Regions from separate parts of the Homo sapiens genome. Here region 2 is linked to region 1. The links are chromatin contacts, found by Hi-C or POLR2A ChIA-PET in ENCODE. All regions are on one chromosome and are shown on one strand. Each heading gives the region's core, a stretch centred on a gene start or an enhancer-like site at or near the end of the contact. The rest is flanking DNA. Distances are from core to core; before and after follow the strand shown.

Region 1 (4,612 bases), core at 752-3,251:
GATAATATGCTAAACAAGGGGTAGATTATTCATGCCTCCCCTTTGTGGACCATATAGGGTACGTTGTCATGGCATTTGTAAACTGTCATGGCGCTGGTGGGAGTGTAGAAGTGAGGACGACCAGAGGTCACGCTCGTCACCATTTTGGTTTTGGCAGGTTTTGGCCAGCTCCTTTACTGCAACCTATTTTATCAGGAAGGTCTTCATGACCTGTATTTTGTGCTGACCTCCTGTCTCATCCTGTGACTTAGAATGCCTTAACCATCTGGGAATGCAGCCTGGTAAGTTTCAGCCTCACTGTACCCAGTTCCTACTTAGGATAGAATTGCTCTGGTTCACACGTGTCTGACAAGAAGATGTCCTCCTTCAAAATGGGGGAATGTCTTAGTCTGCTCAGGCTGCCTTAACAAAATATTATAGACGGTGTGAGTTAAACAACACAAATTTATATTCACATAGTTCTGGAGGTTATGAAGTCCAAGATCAAGGTACTGGCCAATTTAGTTCCTGATGAGGGCTCTTTCTTGGCTTACAGATGGCCACCTTCTCACTGTGTCCTCACATGGGGAAGAGAGATCACTGGAGCCTCTCCCCTTCTTTATAAGGGCAACGGCCCTATTAAATTAAGGTCCCACCCTTATTACCTCATTTAATCTTTATCACTTTCCTCACAGGTCCTATGTCCAAATACAGCACACTCAGATAGAAGGCTTCAACATAAAATAACTTTGGGGAGACACACTCAGTTCATAATAGAAAGTAAACCAAGAAAACAAAAAGCATACAGTATTTAAAAAAACAGGTGCTCCAATACAGGAGAGAAGCAAGTAGTATCTCAACATGACAACGAATAAGAATAGGAGGTTGATAACTATCCACCAGTCCTGATTGCAGCAGTATGGTTAAAGAGACTGGCAGGCTGAAGGCTGTCATACCATGCTTTTCTGCCTATGTGCCATCTTTAAAAACTATTGAAGGAAGCCAGGAGCCGTGGTGCATGCCTGTCGTCCTAGCTACTCAGGAGGCTAAGGCAGGGGGGTCATTTGAGTCCAGGAGTTCAGGTTCAGCCTGGACAAAGGAGCAAGCAATACCCCTCCTCTCTCTCTTTTTTTTCTAAGAGACAGGGTCTTGCTTTGTTGCCCAGGCTGGAGTACAGTGGTGTGATCATAGCTCATTGTGACCTTTAACTCCTGGGCTCAAGCAATCCTCCCAAGTAGCCATGATGACAGACATGCACCACCACACCCAGCTAATTTTTTTTCTTTTTTTTTGAGATGGAGGCTCGCTCTGTTGCCAGGCTGGAGTGCAGTGGTGCAATCTCGGCTCACTGCAACCTCTGCCTCCCGGGTTCAAGCAATTCTCCTGCCTCAGCCTCCCAAGTAGCTGGGACTACAGGTGCTCACCACCATGCCCAACTAATTTTTGTATTTTTAGTAGAGATGGGGTTTCACCATGTTGGCCAGGATGGTCTCCATCTCTTGACTTCGTGATCCACCCGCCTCGGCCTCCTAAAGTGCTGGGATTACAGGTGGGAGCCATTGCGCCCAGCTGCTAATTTTTAATTTGTTTATTTTATTTTGGTAGGGTCTCACTCTATTGCCCATGCTGGTCTTAAATTCTGGCCTCAGGCAATTCTCCTGCCTTTCCACAACTGCTAGGATTATGGGTGTGAACCACTATGCCTGGCCTAGACCTTGTCTCTTAAAAAAAAAAACAAAAAACAACAACTAACTACTGGAGGATATGCTTGAACAAAGCAAGGAAGTAAGTAAAAAAAGAGAGGAAGATCCACACAACGAGGAATACAACCTATGAAAAAGGCAAAAGGAATTCCAAGAATGACAGCAAAAGAAACTCCTAAAATGATAGCTATTCAGGAAATAGGCCTAAAGGTAAGAAGAGGAGGGCTCCATGAGGAATGTTTCCAAGAAAAAAGAAAAGAAAGCAAAATAACACTAGATCTGAGGTGGGTGATCACGAGGTCAGGAGATTGAGACCATCCTCTGGAGGCTGAGGCAGGGGAATAGCTTGAATTCAGGAGGTGGAGATTGCAGTGAGCCCTGCATTCCAGCTGGGCGACAGAGCAAGACTCCCTCTCAAAAAAAAAAAAAAAAAGACACTAGATCTGATACGTTACCTGGTATTATCGACCTTGAGTAAAAATATAATGCAATATTACAGTAAGGTCTGAGAAGAATAAGTAATAAGAAAACTAAACAAACAGGAAAAAAGGGCAATTACAAACTTCAAAAAAAAAAAAAGGAAGGAAAAATAATAATGATATTCAACCATACTCAGCATGGCATAATAATACAAACATTGAATACTGATAAAAACAAACCAACCAATCACCAAAAACTATAGTGAGGAAGTTGGAATGGTTTTATGTGATAGCTAAATCCTCATCCGCCATAATAGGAAATCAGTAAAAAGGTCTAAAATGGATGAATAAAAAAGCAACAGTGTATGTATATTATTTGGAATTAAGAGAGATATGTAAATGCCGAAATAAAATGCTAGAAGAGTCTAAAGTTCTTTCTTCAGAAAAAGGGAACAGGGATGGAGAAAGTCAATGTAATCTGTTAAGAAAAGGATGGATAGACTGACAAAAATGTGGTAGGAGTTAAGAAATTATTTTAGGCAGATAGGAGAGGAAAAGGGGTCCTTGGAAAGTTTTTGTCTCTTTCGAAGCAGCTTCAGAAACATTTCTTGTCTAGCAGGAAAGCCCAGCTCTTAGAGCTGGGCTGGAAACCTTTGATATACAAATGCCAGCCATTAGAAACTGGGTCCGCCCAGCATGGCGATTCCTACCCTTGTTCTCTTGCCTTTGCCCCCACATGTGCCTGGCAACATGGCTGCCCCCCATTTCCCCAAGTGTATAGAAACTCATGGCACTCTGCATTTGCATATTAAAAGGCTAGGGTGGGAGGGCCAGTTTTTTCCCACAGGCTACATGAATGACATGCCTGATCAAACCAATCCCCTGAGCCCTATGCAAATAAGACACTGCCTCTTCCAGCCTCTTCATATACCTGGCTGGTTTCTGCCGCACTTGAGGTCTCCTCTCAGCTTTGGAGGCCCCCTCCCTCTGTCTCTGTACAGGGTAGCTTCTTCCTTCTTTCTTCCCTCTTCTTTCTTGCCTATTAAACTCTCTGCTACTTAAAACCACTCCACGTGTGTCCATGTCGTCTTATCGAATTTGGTGTGAGACAAGAGCCCTGGTGTTCCTCCACTCATTGGAGCCGTATCAAAATGAATAAGGCTGTCCAGTAAAACCAAGTGTAAATGGTATGAGAAAAAAGAAACAAGGGCAGACAAACCAGCTGAATACAGGCAAAAGACTTGAATGCTCACTTCACAAAAAAGAATATCCAAATGTCCATTTAACATGTAAAAAGATGCTCAACTTCATTACTCATCAGGGAAATGCAAATTAAGGCCACAGTGAGATAGCACTACATACCCACTAGAATGGCTAAAATGAAAAAGATACTAAGTATTGTTGAGGAATTGAAGGATCTGAGGGTGAGAGTATAAATTGGTAAAATCACTTTTGAAAACTGTTGGACAATATTAACTAAAACCGAACGTATACATATCTAGCAATTCTACTCCTAGATATATACCCAACAGAAATGTGGACATGTTTTAGTCAAAAGACATGTATAAGAACATACATGCCAGCACTATTCAAAATTGCCAAAAGCTAGAAACAATCCAAAATAAAAACCAACAGTAAAATGGATAAATTTTGGTAATTCATAAAATGAAATACTATATACCAGGGAGAATGAAAGAACTATAACTATAGAAAACAATATGTTTGACTCTCACAAATATAACGTTGAGCAAAAAAAGATACAAAAGATGTGTAATTTTGTTTAAACATCAAAATTGGGTAAACCTAATCTATAGTATTAAAAGTCAGTTTAGTAGTCACTGTTTGCAGGTGAAGTGTCTGGGACAGGACATAAGTGGGCTTCTGAGATGGTAATAATGTTCTGTTTCTTGAGCAGGGTATAAATTACACAGATATGCCCCTTTATGCAAATTCATCAAGCCATACATCAAGCTATACAATTTATGTACTTTGTGTACATTATCCTTTCATAAAAAGTTTACTTGAAAAAGACTGGACAAATTACTCAACCTAATTGAACCTCAATCTCCTCATCTATGAATAGGGACTATAAAAATACCTACTCTTTTAGGGAGTTTTTTGAGGTTCAAATGAGATAATGCATACTGAGTGCTTAACAAAGCACTTTGCACATACTGGCATACAATAATAACGTTTTTCTATTATTAATTATTTGGGCATTGAAAAGGAGGGAAACTGTAATTCCAGCTATTTGGGAGGCTGAGGCAGGGGAACTGCTTGAACCCAGGAGGCGGAGGTTGCAGTGAGCCAAGATCGTGCTACTGCACACCAGCCTGGGTGACAGAGGAAGACTCTGTCTCAACAAAAACCAAAAAACCAAAAACAACAACAACAAAAGGAGGGAACCATGACTATATAGTTCCATTTGAACATTTGAACAAGGCCAAATGTGAGTTATATGAAAACACTAATTTAGTGGTATAGTCAGATAACTAGATTCAAATCTTCCAT
Region 2 (4,309 bases), core at 216-2,715, 210 kb after region 1:
AAGAAAAAGACTGCCTCACCTTGGCCTGTTTGGGGCCAAAGAAGATGGGGCTGAAAAATCTTCTCTCAACAGTTTTGTTCCTCCCATTAAACGTGTTTTTTGAAAAACAGAGGAAAAAAAATCTTGCTTAAATGCCTCTTCCTGAGTAAGTTCACTGTCAGGAAAGGAAAATCCAAACGCTCGAATATTCTATTTTTGTGTCCAGAGGCTCCAGCCCCTGCACACAGACTCTTCCTCACTCTGAAGGAAAGGAAACTGGGCGGGAGACCTCCCTGTCACAGAGGCCGGAATTGAGGAACCTGTGTCCCTCCAAGGCCTGTTCTCCATACATTCGGCTTCCATTTTAGGAAATGAGGATATAGTGCAGGCTGCTTTGGGATTGGCCTGAGGGTGGAGTTAGTGGTTTAAAAAAAAAAGTGCTCCTTTGACTATTCTCCAGGCAAGCAGCAAGCGCGGAACTAGACTTTAATTAAATTGGGAGGTTTAAACGGCTGCATTAGTATTACACTTCCTCTGGTCATTAAAGTTTACTGCCATCACCTGCTTCTCAGCTAACATGTAGATAAGGACGAGAGGCCTGATTAAGAGTTTTACATTTTGATGTGTGAGCAAAGTGAAAGCTGTAAGTCAGTCATAGCAGTAATAAAACAGCAGTTACCTAGGAAGATAAAGCCCCTCTTCGTACGTTCCACATTAATTTTGTACACTGATCCATACATTTGTCTGTAGTTTCCCCCTCTGCATTGCCTTTATTTAATTAATTTTTTAAATGGACACATAATAATTGTGTATGTTTATAGGATACATAGGAATGCTGCAATACATATAATGTATAGTGATCAGATCAGGATAATTAGCATCTCCATCATCTCAAATATTTATCACTTCTTTGTGTTGGGAACATTCAATAGGCACTGCCTTTAAATGATGGTAAGTGCTAAGGGTGTCCAACCTGGGAACTGGGGTTTGGACCACCACTCTTCCTCTCAATCCAGTGTGGCTCTTCCTCCTTCTGCACTTTACTAGAGATGGCCCTTTTCAAGGACTGTAAGGGACACAGAGAAGGGCAGTCCAGCTTGTGATAGTCACATTTTTAAGCTATTCCTGTTTCCTCTGCCATCCAGCATGGGAAGCAGACCTTAAAAACAGACCTCAGTTTGAAAGGATTTCAAGGGAAGCTGGTAAATGGAGATGGAGGAAGGAAACCGGAAAGGTCCAGTTAAAGAGAGACTGATTCCTATGGCTTTGCTTGTTTATTACTACTCCAAGGTAGCACTGACCCTGGCATAGACAGGTCCTCCTAAAATGCAGATCTTATTAGGGAACCACCATTCCCCTGCTCTTAACCCTTCAGTGGTTCCCCAGTGACCGGAGGATGATGTCTAGGTAGCCCAGTTATGATTTACAAGACTCTTCATGAGCTGGCCCCAGTCTACCGCGAGCTCTCCATGCTGTTCAGCACACCCCCACTACCACGGGGCCAGCCCTACTGCCTTTCTTTCAGTTCCTCAAATATACTGTTTCTTCTCTCCCCCAGCCTTCAAACATGCTCTTTCTCCCTCTGCTCCTAACTCATCCTTCCTTTCATTGGACATTTCTACCCCAGGGAAGCCTTCTGTTACCACCCTGGCTCTGGATTAGGCTTCTCTCCTGTGAACACCCACAAACCTCCTGCTTTACCTACCACGTAACACACTGCTCTGGAATCATTGTGCTTGCTGGCCTGTCTCTCCAACTGAACTGTAAACACATGAGGGCAGCACTAAGCGTTTGCCTTGTCCAGTGTTGTACTCCCAGTAGCTGGCACACAGTAGTGCTCTGCAAGTATTTGTTGAATAAATGGCTACTGTGCAATATGACAATTGAAAGCCCAGTGGTACTTCCCAGATTTACATTCGACATGTTTATTTTAGTTAAGTCACTGCTAAGACACAGGAAGGGCCCTGAATTAGACATGTGTTGTAATTAGGCTGCCCTGACCTCCTCTTCTCCCTTTCACTTTATTCCAAGGCCCTCTCTCATCCCACCTTTTCCACGATGCCTTCTCAGGAATCCTGGTTTGCAGTCATCCGAGTCAGCTTAGGGGCCACTCCCTGTGTGTACATTTACTGGCAAACGTCTGCGTCAGATTTTGTAATTTAAAAAAAATTTTTTTTACTGTTCATTTGAAAATTACTATTAATTATAATTGCTTTTAAATGATTTTACAATTTTGTCTTATCTTTTCCAGGTTTTTCTTGATAGTAGGAAGGATGTTTTCTTTTATTAATCCTGTTGATACCTAATGCTTTTGCAGTACACAATTTGTGTTTAATGAATACACACGAGATAACTTAAACTCTAATTTTTCTTTAGAAATTGAATTTATTATAGTGCCATTGTGGAAATGAATACTAGATCTGTTTGGTGATGTGGCAACTGCACTAAGTTTCTTAAAGGAAACTGTGGTTCCAGGATGGGCTTGGAAGCTGTAGCCCAGAACTATGTGGGCACCGCATCCCTGGTGGGTTGGCAGGAACAGGAAGCCCGCAGCCAGAAAAAACATTGTTCCATGGTGCCCTCTAGTGAGCCAAGGCGCCACCAGGTCAGAAGTCAGGGCCAGAGGCCCTCCAACCTCGGCAGGAAGCAGGATCATCCGGGGAGCCTGACAAAACTGTAGATGTCAGTGCTCCTTCCCAGAATGCCAAGCCAGCAGGGAGATCAAGCCCTTCAATCAGCATCTTCAGGGATCTGATGCACACAGTCCTCAGATCACACTTTGTGAAGTACTGACTAGGTGATGCTCATCAGAAAAAAACTCTCCAGATACATAATCTGAGAACACCCACGCCCATTCTTCTGCTCCTAGGGATGGATCACTGACTTCTTGCTTACTACTCAAGGATGGATTTGGATGAGAAAGACAGAGAGAGGAGAGAGAGAGAGAGGGAAGAAACAGTGTCTACATCTCTGGTATGAATCCAGTACACACAAGAATATTGAGCAGCAAAAAATGGATGGAAACACTGAGCGAATGTTTTAGGGAGGATTGTGTCACCCTCTTTTGATACCTATCTCCAATCCAATAAAGCACTAATGAAGAGCGCTACTTTCCTCATTTTGTACCCTTCCTGGCAACAAGGGTGGGGAGGTGCCTGGCTTTTATCAAGCAAACCATCCACGGCCACCACTATGTCAGACTTTTAAAGTATATCATCTCTAGAAGTCCCTGGAATCATAGAGAGTGAGGCATTCTTTGTACCATACAGAGGGAAGGATTGCTGGACAACTGGTTCAAGCATAGGCAACAGAGAGAATTCACTTTCATGTGTCTGTATTTATGTTCTGTTAACAAACTCACTGTAAAGATAAATACGGTAACAACTGCATCACTTTCTCATTCATAAAAAGGGCCAATTCATGACCAGAAACCCAATAGACAGTGCTCATCAATGACAAAAAAAAAAAAACCACTTCAAATCCCCACCAGTACTTTTCTTCCTTCCTCTTGAAAATTTTATTATTATTATTATTATTATTTATTTATTTATTTATTTTTGAGACAGAGTCTCGCTCTGTTGCCCAGGCTGGAGTGCAGCAGCACAATCTCAGCTCACTGAAGCCTCTACCTCCCGGGTTCAAGCGATTCTTGTGCCTTAGCCTCTTGAGTAGCTGGGATTACAGGCATGTACCATCACATCCACCTAATTTTTGTATTTTTAGTAGAGATGGGGTTTCACCATGTTGGTCAGGCTGCTCTCTAACTTCTGGCCTCAGGTGATCTGCCCGCCTCGGCCTCCCAAAGTCCTGGGATTGCAGGGGTAAGCCATCACGCCCGGCCTCCCTCTTGATAATTTTAAATGAAGGCTGCCGCTTTACTAAGGGGCTGTTCACAAACTAAAATGTTTGTTGAACCTTGCGAGGTGATAAATTACTCTGATGTGAAGTCTACTACTCAAGTGTAAGTCTTTTATGTACTTGTTCATGTGTTAATTTTACCTAATGAATTCATTTAAACGGCAAAACTACATTTATTGAATGTCTACTATATGTCTGGACACTGTGTTGGGCTCAAGAAGTATAAAGGAGCACTGGGTAAGGCTGACTGCCTATACAGGGGTCAGCGTCTAGAGGGGACATTATCTGATGCAGTGTGATGGGTACTCTACCAGAAATATGAACCCAGGGCTAGGATAGCACAGGACAATTATTACCTCTCTCCATGGGAACCAGCTGAATAGAGAAATGCTATCACAGACACACTCTAATATTCTAATACTTGATGAACGTTGGAATTTTCATGGGGATTAGTTAAGACCACATCATTAAT

The links. A loop is a pair of places that touch in the nucleus more often than their neighbours do. ChIA-PET counts read pairs that join two places held with the same protein, here RNA polymerase II (POLR2A). Pooled maps may share reads with other maps.
Region 2: a loop to region 1 is called in a map of gastrocnemius medialis, with 2.2 times the contacts of the local background. The contact joins two enhancer-like sites. A Hi-C loop is called at or near these places in 1 of 168 maps with a recorded cell type or tissue (gastrocnemius medialis) and 2 of 50 pooled maps. POLR2A ChIA-PET finds 5 or more read pairs at or near these places in 2 of 52 experiments (BJ and MCF 10A).

Annotation. Positions count from the first base shown.
Region 1 is chr1:178,265,126-178,269,737 of GRCh38, reverse strand. The region is part of intron 1 of RASAL2 (RAS protein activator like 2); the gene reads right to left. Among named protein-coding and RNA genes, the nearest start is that of RASAL2, 170 kb to the right of the region's middle. Within about 2 kb of position 2,001, at least 4 of the 41 ENCODE cell types and tissues checked have a DNase peak (open chromatin) inside an H3K27ac peak, as active enhancers do.
Region 2 is chr1:178,053,554-178,057,862 of GRCh38, reverse strand. No RefSeq gene overlaps it. Among named protein-coding and RNA genes, the nearest start is that of CRYZL2P-SEC16B, 18 kb to the right of the region's middle. Within about 2 kb of position 1,465, at least 17 of the 41 ENCODE cell types and tissues checked have a DNase peak (open chromatin) inside an H3K27ac peak, as active enhancers do.